Regions from separate parts of the Mus musculus genome. Here region 1 is linked to region 2. A link is a loop called in an ENCODE intact Hi-C map of the cell type or tissue named here. Cell type or tissue: heart. All regions are shown on one strand.

Evidence for each region. Hi-C counts contacts between places; a loop is a spot of excess contacts. Peaks named below come from ENCODE experiments on the same cell type or tissue, not always from the same donor. Only the 100,000 strongest peaks of a DNase experiment are listed, where the experiment ranks them.
Region 1: a loop joins it to region 2, with 5 times the contacts of the local background. A loop is called at or near these places in 8 of 42 quality-filtered maps.

Annotation. Positions count from the first base shown.
Region 1 is chr7:37,618,257-37,626,256 of GRCm38, reverse strand. The region is part of intron 3 of Zfp536 (zinc finger protein 536); the gene reads left to right. Among named protein-coding and RNA genes, the nearest start is that of 4930505M18Rik, 48 kb to the left of the region's middle. In heart, no CTCF peak of the experiment used is centred here; no DNase peak of the experiment used is centred here; H3K4me3 peaks cover 1,328 bases; H3K27ac peaks cover 736 bases; H3K27me3 peaks cover 4,677 bases.
Region 2 is chr7:37,767,368-37,775,367 of GRCm38, reverse strand. Zfp536 (zinc finger protein 536) reads left to right here and starts at 5,616. Exons shown (of 6, transcript NM_172385.2): 1 at 5,616-5,772. In heart, a CTCF peak has its summit at 4,842; no DNase peak of the experiment used is centred here; H3K4me3 peaks cover 5,776 bases; H3K27ac peaks cover 2,957 bases; H3K27me3 peaks cover 5,191 bases.

The DNA of each region.
Region 1 (8,000 bases), 150 kb after region 2:
TTGGTATCTCTTAGAATTTGTCTTCCTGGCCGTAAAAGTATATAATTAATAGGAGAATTTTCTTCCAGATGTGGCTATACTATAATAGAGCCTTATAAACGCTACAGAAAGAAAAATTGCTGGGAAGGAAGGCGTCCTCAATGAGAGCACACCTGGGCCTGACAAAGATTGCATTTAGGGACTGCTGTGCCTATCACAACGCAGAGAGCGACCAAGTCCAGGGAGCAGCTGGAGAGAAAGCCCCGCAAATCTGCATGCAAATAGCAGCATATTGTTAACTTAATCAGATGCCTAGGAAAGGATGCGCCAGAACGCCTAGGATGATCTACACACACTCAGAGGCAGAGCTGAGCTGCCATGGGCAGCAGTGGGGCGCTGGGGCTGCCCACTCTGAGCAAGGTGGACCCCTCCCAGCCCCAGCTGTCACCCCCACCCTGCAAGGCCTTCAACTCCTGTAACACACAGTGACCCCCCTCTGCTCTTTGGAAAGACAGACACCATCTACTATATAGTTAGATTAGATGGAAGCCTCATTATTATTATTTTTAATTATGGCATAGGTATGGGAGTAATTTCTCGCCCAAGTATGCAACTCCAATTAAGTAATATTTCTGCTTAAATATCCGGGTACATGAGGATATAAAATACAAGCCTGGAAGTATATAAAGAAATAATTTTTTTATTATTATTAAAAAAGGGGGGAAGCATCTGCCTACTGATTGAAATGCTCGGCATAAATAATACCTTAAGAAATGTAAAACACCTGTTATATTTACATTTTATATATTTTTACGAATAGTAATGAAAATAGATATATTTTATATTTCCTCCATCTTTGAGTCTAGCACCATAAAAAAATAAAAAGTAATGCTATTTAATCACCCACAGCTTAATAGTGCCTTAGTTGTTTACTGCCACTGTACTAATTGTTCTGTACTAATGTGTTTTTCTGTGATATCCAGTAGTGCTAAGAGAACGGAGATCTATAACCAATTAAATATAGTGTTTTGTATGTTAAAAATATATCTGGGGAGGCTAGAAAAGGAACAGAAGCCGCCCTTAAGCAAGGCGCGTTGGCACCGTGTCGGCGCCCAGCAGAAGGTGCCCGCACTGCCTCTTTTGCGCAAAGACAAAGGGGGTAATTTTTTTGGCAAGAAAACAAACCCCAAGAAAACACAACAAACTGAGTGTTTCCTTTTTTTTTTTTTTTTTTTTCCTTTCCTTTTGGCCCCCCTCCTACAACTCCTCAGGCTGTTTCTGGCCTCTCTCCGCAGCAGGGAGAGGTGGGTTGTGGAGCCAGGCAAGGGTAGCAGCCCCGCTACCCTGAGCCCCCTGCAGGTCCTGCGGGGGAGGAAGACTGGCCCCGGGCCCAGCGGGGTTCTGCGGCCATAAGCCTGAAGAGCGTAGCATTCACACGCAGGCGGCCCTGGGCACAGGGTTAATTGAGGATCATTGTTGGTTCTAACAGGAGCGGGGTGTCGTGGGTTGAGGTGGGGGTGGGGGGTGGGCGGCGGTGAGAGGGGGTGAGGGGAAACTTGTAGGCGCGGCCCTTGCAGAGAGAGAGAGAGCAAGGTGATGATGGGGAAACCAGACATAACAGCATTCATGCAATTACCAAAGACTCTGGGAGTGACCAGAAAAACGCCGCTTGGGTCCGGGATGTGTGTGAAGGCCAGCTCACGGGTCACACTCACTCACACAAACACGCGCGCACGCGCGGACACACACACACACACACACACACACACACACACACACACACAGACACGAACAGACATACAGACGCACGCGCGCGCGCACACACACACAGACGCACACACACACACACACACTCACTCACGCGTACGTTCACTGGCACGACGCCCGGTGGCTCCCGGTGGCGCTCGGTGGCAAGGCGGCCTCGCGATCTCACGCTGCCCTCATCCGCCGCCCGCCCCGCCGCCTGCCAGCCGGCCCCAGCCCGCGCCCGGGCCCCGCCGAGCGGCCGCACTTCACCTTACGGAGGGGGAGATAATGAGATCAATTAGAGGCGCCGTCACCGCGCCGAGACAGCTGCTGGTGCATAGTAATCACCGCGGGGCTCCCAGCTACCTGCGCACAGCACCGCTGCACCGCGGGTCCCTCCCTGTTCCACACTGCTTGGCCTTGGTGCCCTCCTGTCACCTTCTTCTGGAACTTGCTCTTTAGATAGCCTGGGATGTTCAAGAGCAAAGCCAGCCGTTGTGACAGAGTGCACATGCTTGTAGTGTGACAGTGTGTGGACTTGAATTTGCACACCGGTGTGGATGCCAGGGAGAATAGAATGAGCATCTGTCACTGTGCCTGCTGGTGTGTGCTCCTGAGTGCTGGCATCCTGTGCACTTGGTGGCCTAGAGAGTTGTAGGTGTGTGTGTGTGTGTGTGTATGTGTGTGTGTGTGTGTGTGCAGTTGAGGTTAATGGTGTGCACAGGACGCCCCTATATATATGTTTTATGAGGTTTGTTCTTGTAGGTAGCCTGGGAGGTCTAGACCTGTATGTATGTCGTGAGTGACACATGAATGGAAGTATGTGTATGGGTCCATGCACATGCCAGGTGGGCATCATACCCTTTTCCTTCCCCATGCTCTATGGTGCTCAATTGAAGGCCAATTGTTTGCTAAGTGAGAACCAAGTGCCATGTGCCTGTGACTCACAACTTGAACACTCTTGATATCCCTCACCCCCAAACCTACCTATTTGTCTACTATGGCAGTGGTTCTTGGCCACCATGCAGATCTCTGCTGTGTCTCTTCAGGTCTGAGGGCTCATCTTTGTGGCTTCTGTTTGATTCTACACTTCAAAAAGGCCCGATTTCAGAAGCAGTGGGGATCTCCCATCTGAGTACCGTGTGCCCTTCACCCATCACTGGCCAGTAGAGGTAGAGTCTCTGAAGGGCCAGAACATCAGGTTCTGCCTCAGATACTCATTAGCACCTTCATGGTGTTCAGGTTGGCCTTTGAGAGTGCTTTTTGTTCTTGACAGTGGTTGAGCAGGACCAGTGCTAAGAAAACAAAATTGGTCAGGGTCAAGAGGTAGGCAGACTTACAGCAACAGTCCTCCTGACCTATGGAGTATTTGTGGAGAGCCCCTACCCAGTGGATACACCCCTAAGCTGAATAAAAGCAACTTTCTATTTAAGTGCCTTTACTATGATGTTTAATTCCAAAATTAGGCCCAACCAGAGCCTGAAGATGGCTGGATAGCTTGTCAGGGGGTGAATCTGCTAGCCTGGACAGGACACAGCAGCATGAAGCGAATAAGAGGTGATTTAAAACTTACAAATTGTCTGCTCCTGGAATTTCCCATTCAATATTTTCGGGCCACTTTTGACTATGTCTGACAGAAATCTTAGAAAGCACACCTGCTATAATATAAACTGTGGAGGCAGCTAACTCCAGGCAAGTCAGGTGCTCCTTCCTCAGAAGGCCCCCAGGGACCACTAGACCCACCAAACGCCCCTCGGCAGTCACTCTAGGGTTGTCCAGCTGAATTTCCTCGTGGCACCCCCTGCGGATTTCATCCACTCATCTGACTTCTGCTACCTCCCTCATGGTGCATGTGCCTCATGAGGCCAGGACCTTGCTATTATGTCACTTACCACCCAGCTCATTATACACGGTGATCCCTCTGTGAATGGCCAGCATATCTTGAGGCATCTACTACTCAGGTGCCCGAGGGACTCATAATCCAGTCACAGAGGGGATACTGAGGGCATGGCCACACATAGAGGCATGGCATGGACATGCCAATCTTGAGGTAGGGACCCAGGAAAGGGATAGAGGATCTCTGGAATACTGTGACCAAGAGATGTGTCCCAATACTGGGCACAGACATGAAGAAGAACACATCACTGAGGTAGAAGAGCCCAGGCAGGGAGGGGCAGCAGGCTTTCCTACCAGGCATAGGGTCCTTGAAATCAGCCTTCAGTCTCAGTAGCTTCAGATGTGACAGGGTCCTGCATGTTTTCTACTTGAGCTCTATTTACAGGCCAGGACCCATATATGGATTGTTTTGGTGTTCAAGTGCTACCCCCTTTCTGACTGTATCCTTTGTAGGCCCCAAGTCTAACTTCAGCCCCTTTGTGGACCATGAGATGTCTTTCAGCTCATGACTTGAGAGGCTCAGAGGCCAGCACTGATACTGCTAAAAGCATATAGAACCCAGCCTCATCTTAGCTTTGGGACTTTGACATATTCTGTGTCTAATGACATGGTTGTGTGGCTTATTGGGGTGGCTTGGTTGTGTCCCAACTGCTAGCAAGATCTCAGTAAGCTTTTGAAGTTCCCCATAGATCTACTTATCCCTCCTGAGGTCTCTGCTTGAGTCTTCATCTCTCTGACTCATTCTTTACACCAGCCTGAATAGGTCCACACTCAGGGACCATCAGAGAGGGAGGTGAGGAGTTTGGGAGTGGTGACAAGACCCTATGAAAAGAAGCCATGTAATGTCTGTTACTGGTTGTCCATACCATCTTGGGTCTCTCATGGGGGACAGATGTTCCACCAGGAAGTTGGTGATTTCAAGTTCCCCCAGCCTCCTGAGGGCCTATTGTGAGCCAACCACATTCTGTTGTTGCTGCTAGGGATACAGATTTTGGTCCTTGTCCCACCTGTCTCAGTGACTTTGGCAGTCTGGGTTTCTCAGAGCCTTGAGCGTTATATCAGTTAGGGTTCTCTAAAGGAACAGAACTGATAGAATGAGAATATCTATATCTAATCTATAACCGATCTACATATGTACATATATATACTATACATATACATACACATACACATACACATACACATACACATACACATACACATACACATACACATACACATACACATACACATACACATACAGATACACATACACACTCACACACTCACACACACACACACACACACACATACACATACACATATACATATACATGGAATATGTATATATGGCTAATTTTATGTCAACTTGACACAAGCTAGAGTCATCTGGGAGGAGGAAACTTCAGCTGACAAAATGCCTCCACAATATCAGGCTGCAAGCAAGCCTGTAGGGCATTTTCTTAATTAGTGATTAATGGGGGAAGGCCAGTCCATTGTGAATGTGGCCACTCCTACATTGGTGGTTCAGGGTTCTATAAGAAAGCAGGCTGAGTAAGCTAGAGGGAGAAAGCCAGTAAGCAACATCCCTCCATGGCCTCCACATCAACTCCTGTTGGTCTTGACTTCCTTCGATGATGAAGTGTGATGTGAAAGTATAAGCAAAATAAGTTGCTTCTGGTTATGGTATCTCATCACATCAGTTGAAATCCTAACACACACACACACACACACACACACACACACACACACACACACACACACACACACAAATTTATTAGGCTGGCTTCTGGCTGAGATTCATATACTCTGACAGTGGCTAGTCGCATGGAAAGGGCCAGAATCCAATAGTTGTTCAGTCCACAGGAATGGGTGGGTGATCTCAGCTCCTGGAGAGCTGCTGATCTTTGGTCTTAATTGGAATCCCAAAGAAGTAGGTTCTAATACCAGCAATAAATAGAGCGTCTCCATAACAAGATAAACTACCAATGAGAATGAGGGCAAGCAGGCTTCAACTAGGAGTGGTCCAGGTTTAGGATGAATCTTCCCACCTCAAATGATCTGATTAAGATTATCCCTAGGTATGTAGGTGTGCCCAGCATCTTGAATTTTAGGTGATTCCACATATAGGTAAATTGATAGCTAAGATCAGAGTCAAGGTTTGAAGAGTGGGAAAGAGGTATGGCTCTAGCTCAGGTTATAGAAGCAGCTAGGGTTAAGATGTAAGCAGTTACCTGACATCCTGTGAATATAGCTAGAGAGAGGAAACCATCTACATATCCCAAGCATGGAGTTCATGGATTCTTCTGAACAGAACTCACGTGACAATACTGAGGAAGAATATGGAGACAATGTCTTTTCCTCCTTTGTGTGGATGGGGCTCTCCACATTTGAGACTCAGGAGAGAGCTGAAAGGGTTCAATGTGCAGATCTTTTGCTGTGTGGCATTTTCCAGTGAAACAGGGCTTGCCTCTGCACTGACTGCAGCCCAGGACCCACACCTGGTCTCTTCCTTGAGCCCTCTAGGGCACACCCTCAGTATGCAGAGCACTATCTGCCGAGTCTTACTAGGGGATGAGGAAGGAAGTTGGAGAGGGGTCACACCACAGCTGGGAGGTCTGTGTGTGAGAAAGGGAGGCAGAGGTTCATGACTTAGGACTAGAGAAGGCAGGCCAGGTTTGGGGACAGGGAGGGGATGGTTGTTAAGCTAACTCATCAGGTAGAAGAGATGGAGGCTGGTGGGGTGAATGAAGAAGAGAGAGGTACCTGGGGTGAGGAACAATGGTTGGAACTGAATAGTTTGCTTCAAGCCAGGTACCATGCTCTGAGCCTTGCCTCATCTTACCCTCCAGAATCCTCTAGGAAGATGCTGCTGTTCTGTGGATGAATCATCTCTACCCTACTAAGGAATGGCCCATGGCATAGAGCTGGTCAATGAGACATTGAGAGCACAGGACAACATTCTCAAAGACTTAGTTATTCCTCATTTCCCCTACACAGATCCTCTCCATCAGGATGACCCTCAAAAGAAGAAGCAATCTCCCATACAGCCCTAGGTATGAGGGCATTCTTCAGGGGAAAGCCTTTTTCTAAAAATAGAAATTTCTTTTCTGCCAGCAGTCAGCCTTTTGTCTGTCTTTGTGGGGCCCAATTAGTCGACCGTGCCCCTAATTAGCCAGCCTGAGGCAGTACTTGTCGCCTGCATAGCAATTCACACGTGGAGCTAAGCGTTGCTGTGGCATGGTGTCATTCCTGGAAATGGGCCACCCCACCAAGTCACCTCACAATGTTGGGAACATTGGGGCCATCAACCACCAGGAACATGGCGGCCATGAAGCCACCACAGTCCGAGTTTTAAAAGGATTAAAAGGGGGTGGGCCTTTGAAGAATAGAAAGTGTGAATTCATTTATCACTCTATACCTCAACCGATGGAAGCAAAGGCTGGGGAAGAATTTGTTTGACACTCTATGAGAAAATTATGCTGTGGCCTTAGATGTGAGCTCCCTCAGACCGATAGGTGCCTTGCACTCTTAGAGTTTCAGCATTGATGTCCTCTCTTACCTTGAAAGGGTTATTTTATGAGGGCACAGAAGTTTCTAGATGTTCACCATTTTCTAGAAGACACACACCTGGCTGCTTCTTACTAGGGTCCAGCCCTGTGTCTGCTCAGTTGTCTCCAAATGATGGCTCTGCAAAATCATTTTCCTAAAGCAAGTTCGTCTCTGGACAAAATCAATGTTCTTTTTTTTTTTAATCACCTATGTGTCAGGCATTGTGCTGAGGCCTTGGTGACAGGCAGAGTCCTGTTGGTCCTGGTTTAAAGTCTGTGCAGGGAGAGCTATGTAGACGTAAGGATAATTCTCATGGGCGACACACTCTGACCGGGACGATGGCATTGGTTCACTTGGTGTGACCTTGAGTGACCTCTCCCCAAGGAAGTGATGCTTTAGCTGTAATTTACATAGAGATGTGTAGACAGACCTCCAGAGCGAGGGGATCCTCCAGAAGTGCGGATCAGGCGTTTGGAATTAGACTGGGAGCACCAGGGTCCAAGGAAAAAAAACCTGTGAAGGCATTCTTCAGGCCGGGTGGGCTCAAGGGACAGGATTCCAGGTCACAGGGAAAACTTGGCAAAATAGAAACTCTCCACTTTGTTCATAGCCTTCCTTTAATAGGTAGAAGACAAAGCAAGGAAGGGCAGTGGGAAGGGCCTGTGGGGGCAAACAAACCGACCTGACACATACAGACAGTTCTCTTCATCTCTTCAGCCCCCTCTGCCCCAACCAAATATCTTCTATGTATCCAAGCACGGCTGGATAAATTCCCACAAACCCAGCAAATATTTCCTCACTTAATTTCTTTTGTCTGAAGAGGGCAGCCAGGGAGAGCAGCAACTTTC
Region 2 (8,000 bases):
AGGAGACTGTTGCCCTCATTTCTATCCCCGAGAAAGGGCCTTTTCTCAGAGTGCATATGGGCCACTTCCTTTCGACCTGCTTGCTGCTTTGTCCAAACTGCCACTTATGAAGAATCACTTGACTTACAGTCTCAGGTTCAAAAGACCACAGAATATAATCAGTCGATCCAGGAAGAACTGAAATAAAGAACTCCAACTCCACTCCCACAGAGATAGTGCTATCCTTGATAATTTCTACAGAATAAAGGGGGAAAAAACCCCACCCCAAACCTTGTATTTCTCCAGATAGAATTTTAAGCACATCAGATTGGAGAATAATTCATTCCTAAACTTTTTTGGGGGGGTGGTGGTGGTGGCAGAAGATACATACATACATTCATGCACTCTAACATGGTCTAATTCATGCACTCTTGACACTCTTTAGGCCTTTAAGAGTCTCAAAGAACTAGCTTGCCATCAGTTCCAGGTTTTCCTAGCCAGAAAGGAGGGGTGTAAAGATGCAAGAGCGGGAGAGGGAGGGAGAGAGTGAGGGAGGGAGAGAAAGAGAATGATACTGGCTTTCTCTAGAGCCGGTTTAGGATCCGCAGCAGTGACCAGGCCAGTGCCCACTGCCAGTAGCTTCTTAGAGCTGGTGCAGCTACCCCACCAGGCCGGATGCTGGTAGCTCCTCCAAGTTTCTGAACCTTGCCCTCGCTCTAGAACTGCTGCTTGCATCTGAGTGGATCCTTCCGCTGAAACTGAAGGGGTGGTGGGCAGCTGGCGAGAGCTTTTCTGTATCTTTGCGTTTGATGTATTGTGGTGGTGCCCGGGAGTTTAAAATCCTCTAGTCATCTTGAAGGAGAACTTAGTTCGGACAAGTTGGAACCTGCGTTACCTGAATCAGTGCTTAAGTGCCTCAGTGGCTGGGTATTTTGTATAATCGATCTCTCTTCATCCCTTCTTAACGGTGCACAGCACAGGCCTCATTCTCATTCTCTCTCTCTCTCTCTCTCTCTCTCTCTCTCTCTCTCTCTCTCTCTCTCTCTCTCTCTCTCTCCTCACTCATCTCCTTTATTTGTCAACTCTGTAGGACCTTGTCCTCCTCTCAGTACACCCAATGCCACATGACAGCCTTTCTTTAAAAGCAAGCTGCTTGTTGGTGTCTCTGCATACTTCTTTTATTATTATTGAATTCTCTCTCTCTCTCTCTCTCTCTCTCTCTCTCTCTCTCTCTCTCTCTCCATAATGACACCAGGATCATTATATAATCCCATAACAAAGAGGCTTTTGAGGCACCCGCTTTTGTCAACTCTAGGACAGAGAATTCTTAATTGCATTATTCGGCTTCCCCCCCATCTTTCCCCTCTCCATCACTGAAATGCCCACTTTGATACCTTGGCTTGTATTATTTACCCAAACGTTCGCCTGGAGGACCAGCCTTGCAAAGTTGCCTTTAAAAAAGTTATTTTGTTTCGTAATTAAGTCTCGGAGCCCACCGCGATGATTATTCTGGACCCATAAGGCAGAGAACCTGCATGACGTTTTTCTCGAAGTTTAATTACCGTATGCTAATTTCCTTGCCTACTACGTGATTAATTAAAATCATATTTTCATAATCATTTGGCACTAGTATTGTTTTAGAATTATCATGATCTCCTAAATAGTGTCTGTAAATAAAGTCGCCTCTAATGGCAGGCGCGGGAGGCGAGGCTGAGGACCTCTCGGTGTTTGTATCGCGGCGATTGGCAACATAACGGCCTTATTTACATTAAATACGCCACAAGGTTACAGCGCGGATCAACGTCATTTGATCGCTGATGACTCCCTTAAACGCCCGGGCTGTGACTGATTCTCCACGTCCCGCTGTCCACCGAGATTCACCCGGGAGTTTTTTTTTTCACCCCAGAAAAGAAACAGACTTTAAATAGTTTGAGGAGCAGGTAAGAATTACGCGTTTTCCTCTCCCCCTTTCCGCGTCTCTCTCTCTCCTCTCTCTCCGTGGCAATCGCTCTCTGCCTCTCGGCTGGATAAAAAATTCTTTAGTTAAAGGCAGGAATGCAAAGTAGTGACAAGCGAAGGGGCTGATGTATGTCTCCGTAACGAGTCTGACAATCAGAATGTAGCTCTTGGAGAATAGATAGATTTTAATAAGTGTGTTTACATGAGCTCAAGGTCAGAAGCAAGCTGCGCTGTGTTAAATGGTTTCTTAGTTGCTAGACAGAGAGAAAAAATGGACGACCACACACCATTCTTTGTAGATTATTATATCAAGGGTTCAGTCTCCGGCTCATCAAAGCTAAATGCTGAAAGACCTATCTAGTTGCTGTGAATTACGCCAGGGCGACAATGGAGAGCGTTTTTAATGGTACAATGCATTTCACCTACCAGATAGGGGGAGGCCGAGCAGGGGATGGGATGTCTGCTGGGGTTGGATGATGAGTATCAATGAACGGGGCGATTCTGAAATGAGCTTGATGAAAAGCGAGCCTGCCCTGCTCGGGCTGGGCTGAGAGCACTTGGCCGGGCTCTGGCGAGTGGGCGACTGAGGCGCGCGAGCTGGGCGCCCGTCCCCCCTCAGCCCCGGAAAATGATCAAGTCAATCATGTGGACATGTTTCATTATTCATTGAACACAATCTTTTACAACGCTCGGTTTACGTGCCCGAGTTTGCTCCCGACGCCCGCGTTTAATGTTTTAAGGTAAGGCAAACAAAGGTGGTGGGGAGGCTGGGGTTGGGGGTGGGGGCGGCGGAGTGGAGGGGCGCGCGGGTGCCAGGTGGTGGTGGTGGCGGCCCTGATCTCTGGGAGGTGGCAAAGTGAGTTTGGACACTTGGCGTGGTTCTCTCCCCCCTTCGCCTCCCCCTCCCCCCCACCAGGCGAGGCCTGTAACCCGGTTGCTTCTCACCCCATCGCGATTAAAAAATATGGTCTAATTAAATATCCGTGGTTGTGACGTTGGCGAGAGAAGCTGTCAGCGGGGGTTAAGAGGAAAAGGGGGGGGGTATGTGGAAGAAAAAAAAAAACAGGAGGAGAAAAACCGAGTAGAGGCGGCCACCCGGCATCGAATGGCGCTGGAGAACTTCGGCGGAGAGCGGGACCCGCGCCCTGGCCGCCGCCTTCCCACCGCAGCCCCAGTCCCGGGACCGTTACTTTGAAAGGGAGTCCCCAGGGTCGAGCGCTCAGCGCGCCAGTGGGATCCGGCGTCCACCCAGCCCGGCCCGCGCCTCCTGCCTGCGCTCCCGGCCTCAGCTCGCGGCCGGGGAAACTTTCCGCAGGGTCGGGGGCCGGGGGAGCCGAGAGAGAGGGGAGGCTGCGCGGCGGAAACTTCTCCAGCGACTTTACCCGTTTGCTCCAGTGCCGGGGCTGGCGGGGGGGGGGGGGTGAGGCGGTCCCCGGCTACCTTCGCCTCCCCCCTCCACCCCCGTCGCGCCATCGTACGTGGTGCGATCTGCACTCCACCTCGGAATCAGGGGGTAATTGGCAATTATTTTTTTAAAAAATCAAAGTTAGCTGATGCTTACGGGGTGCCTAACTTACGGGTGTAGAGGGCGGCCAAGACCTGCCATTTTGTGTTTGCATCGGCTTCCTGCGTCCTAAGAGCCCCGCAAGGCCCGGCCGAGGTGCCTGGGGGGCGATCCCAGGACCTCGAGACCTTAGAGGCGCCAGAATACACGTGCGTCGCCCTCAGCACCTGCCCCAGTCCGGCCCAGGTCCCGGGGGCCCGCGGGGGCCTGAGACACAGAAATAAATAAATAAGTAACAGGTTATGGAGGGAAATGAGCCGGCTAGTCCCGAGCTGGAAACGTGAGGCCAATCAGAGTGAAGGAGTGCGGCCGAGTGTGTGTGTGGAGGGGGGCGGGGGTGGGGTAACATCGAGGAGAGGGGGCCACTGGGGGGTGGTCCTGGGAAGAGCAAGATTTTTTTTTCCTGCGGGCGGGGGGGCGGGGGCTCATCCTCAGCCCAACCCAAGGCTGGAGCGAGAATGAACGTCGCTAATAAGCCTTTCTGTTTGCTTCAAGGCATTTTTATTTTAAATTTGAAGATGAATTAAGGAAAACAGTCGTAGGCGGGACTTGAGATGTATTTTAGGCAAAAATATAATAATATAAAAATAAAAATAAAAAGAGGGTTTTCTTTGAGAAGTAGAAGTGTCCAGATCTCGATGCTCCCATCTGTTGCAATTTTGCAAACAATTACAATATAGATTATCTCCACATACATGAAGGTATGAGAAGTGAGGGAAGGTGGAAATTAGCGCTGTGGAAGTTAGAGAGAGAAAAGGAGAGAGAGAGAGAGAGAGAGAGAGAGAGAGAGAGAGAGAGAGAGAGAGAGAGACCAACTCTTCGGAGAAAATTCCCCGCAAGGTTTCTCTAGGGACAGGTGGAAAGTTAAGTGGCCCCCATTTTTCACTCCCGGTTTGTGAGTCCTTCCTGTTTGTCCGCCTCTTGGTGAGCGCACACTCAAGTCCCCGAGTTCTTTCCTGGAAGGATGCAAGCCTGGAAGGCTGGGGTCGGTGCGGGCAGAAGCCAGGGGCTGGGGCCTGGGAGGAGCAGGGCGGGGTCCCGGCCTGGCGCGCGGGTGGCAGCGGTGGCCGGGTTTTGTTTGCAGGATATTGTTTTGTCTAACGGGTGCCTCGCAGGAGACGTGATTCGTCAGCCGCCTTAGTTTTCACTTGAGCGGAAAATAACGGCGGCTACGTGCGGTCCCTGCCTGCGGGGCTCGAGCGCGCTGTGCGTGTGCATCCTCTGAGGTGCGCGCGGGTGGGCGGCCCGGGGCACCGGCTTTAGGACTAGCGGGCTAGCAGGGTGAGTGCGCGCCGAGCTGGCCTTGGGTTCCTCCTGCGCTTCTCTGGGCAGTCGCCGCCGCCGCTCTGCAGTTTAGCAGAAATCCGACAGGGGCCGCGTTTGCTGAGCGCATCCGGCCGGCTGCAGCCGGAGCGGGGCCGTGGGGCCAGGCCTCTCGGTGTAGACGTTGGGAGGGGGCCGGTGGGTAGTGGTGGGGGCAGTAGACTGGGAGGGGCGCGGGAAATGATCTTGGCCGGAGCGAGCACAGCTCCCCTGTCCCTGCTGTCCCCTCGTGTCCACCGCGAGTTGGGCATCCCCGCGCGCCGGGGCCTTGGCTTTTCCCCCACGGTCCCTAGGTCTCCAGGCAGGGCTTAGGTGAACTTGGGGTGGGGTGTGCTTGCTCATATGTGTGCGTGCGTGTGTACGTGTGTGTAGAAAGGGAGCTTAGCGTGGAGACCCTGGTTTTCTTTCTCAGTTTTTAACAACTGGATTTTGACTTTGAGACCAGCTTCGCTCACTGCTTGGGCTGGGAGGGGGGCGATCTTTCCCCATCACTCACATCTTTGTTCATTGTTCACTGAGTGCAAAGCAGGCGACTTAAAGAGAGGAAAAAGGAGGGAGAGAAAGAGAGAGGCAGAAGAGGGGGAAGAAGAGAGAAAGAAGAGGGGCGTGGGGGGCACATCAGTGTCCCCTCCTGGGTCGTGTTGGAGGGTGAAATAGTAAACCCACGCACGGAGGGTCGCCAGGAAAGTGGACATTACCGCTTTAATTAACTTCGAGATGCTCCGGCGGCGGGACCTGGCGTAGCCGTGACGCGCCCCCATAAATCTGCCGGGCCGGGGCTGCTCCAAGAACTCATACAGTAGCAGCGTCAGATTCAACGCGCGCCTCCCCCGGCCGGAGTCCATTTGCATAATTGGATTTTTTTTTTTGCCTCCTTCCTCCCTGAAACTTATTTGAAAACCCAAGTGAAAACCGCGACGACCTGCACACTCAAAAGCAAGTGCCAAGTAAGTGCCCTGCGGTGCCCTCCGCGCGCCCCGAGGTGAGGGCGCAGTGCTGGGGGCGAGTGCCCGGCCGGCTCGGGGAGAGTGTGCAGCGGGCGGGAGAATTGCATCTGCTGGGCTGGATGTTCGAGGAACTTTTTGTTTTGTTTTGTTTTTTTGCTGTTTTTTTTTTTTTTTTTAAACACAACTCCCAACCCTGTCTCTCCACTTTTCCGGCGAGGTGAGGTGACTGGGCCACGCGCATAGTTGAGGCGAGCCTGAAGAGGAGATCTTGGGGACACAGTTGAGAGTTGAGCATAGGGGTTCTTTGGGAGGGTGACGGGTCTCTGTCGCCGCCGCCACCGCCACCGTCGCTGCCGCGGCTTGGAGAGCTGAGCTGCGAGTGAGCGGGGTTGGTTGCCTGTCGCGCCGCGCCGCTGATGCAGTTTGTCGCCAAATGCCTCCCCCATTATTCTAAGGTTTGTGTCTCAGGGTGTGCGTGCGCTCGCGTGTGCGCCCCTGTGTTTTGCTGGGCTTTAAAAGGAAGAAAAGCAACCAAAACAAGAGTAGGAAGGCTTCCTTTCCAGTCTGCCTTCCCCTTCAGCGTCCTCTGTTTCTATTGCTTGAAAAAAATGGAGTGAGAGCTGTTTTGCCTAAGAGAGGGTCACCACCAACAGATTGACAATTCGGTTGGAAATGCTATCAATTCTACAGCAGAGATGTAGCTGCGGGCATGGCATGCCGGCTCCACCCTGGTCAGGGAAATGGCTTCACAATTTCAAATTGTTGAAAAAAATGCATACTATGTTATTATTAGTAGTATTATTTGCAGTGAGCAGGATGGAGGGGGAAAGTAGATTGCGTTGGAGAAGACTCCAGCTGTCTTTCCCATTTCTGGGCCTGCCTGGGAACTTGGCTGTGGGCAAGGCCCACCACCCTGCATGGCAGGGGCCTGAGACTCAGCTTCCAGCTCTGGGAGTTGCGGGGGGGGGGCACCTCCCCCCATAGCCCTTTGGCCTCTACTCTAAGAGAGCCTAGGGCTTTGGCTGAAGGCTGCTTTAGCTATGATGTCATCCTGATAGCGGTGCAAATGTCTCTTGATCTCACCATTACCCGCCTGGCTGAGTTGTTGGTAATGATAGCACTCTGCCCAGCTCCCCGACAATCAGGACACGGCGCCCTAGGAATTAGCATCCCCCACCCCAACCTGACCAACAAAGAGTCAGCTTCTGAAAGCATGGCCACTGAGCCCAGGTTTTGCATTGGAGGGCCTAACATAGACACTTAATGTGGTTGTCAGACTCCTGGACTGAGGGTCCCCCGATTTCCCAAAGTTTGGAAAACTTTTGGAAGGCTTTGATGTACAGAGCATCGTTAATCTGAGGAAACTGGACTCTTGAGAGTGAACGGGTAGCAATGCTCCCATGTGGAGGATGTGGAGGACCTCAGGTCTTGTTATAGCCATTGTATGGGAAAAGGAACTATGGTGCTCAGCTCATTAGCTGTGACTTTATGTTAGAGATAGCTGCGAGTAAACCGGCTTTAGTGTTGATTTTTAAATAGTGTACGATGATTTAAGATTTCTTTTGATTTACTGTTCAAATGAAATTTGCATAAATGTGATGAAAATGAACTTAACATCTGGGCACATGAAAAAAGGTTAGTGCCTCATATGTCATCTGCAGGGAAAGTCTTTAAAAAAACGCTTTCACCCTAAACTGGGCTGGGGAAACAGTTCCTGGAGACATAAATGGTAATTATGTAAAACCTGGAGAAAAACCGCTTTCAATACATTTGCATTCTCTTGGACCAGTGCTCTGAAAACCCATTGTGTTCTATGCCTGGAGTGTTTAACTTCTGAGCAGGCTTCAGATCCTTACAACTCAGCAATTTAACTGCTGGTCAGAGCTGTCTTCACGGAAGGCTCAGGGCAGGCATGGAGCAAACTGTCATGGTGGGTTGGTCCAAGCCAGAGGCCAATAGCCTTCATTATGGGAAAAGATAGGAACTGGTCAAGACATGTGGCCCTACTGGTTGGATCTGCCCATGGGGAGCTGAAGGCAGTGCTTGGGTATGCAATGTCTGCCGAGCCTCCAAAAGCTGACCCATCAGGTTGTCTCTTCTGCCTCAGGTAAGCCAGGAAATTTCATCAGCTCAGACCCATAAAATCCGCAAGCCTTCTTCGTGAGCTCCAAACTCCATCTTACTTTTAGAGCAAGATGAGCTTGTCTCTGACATCAGGAAATCAGTTA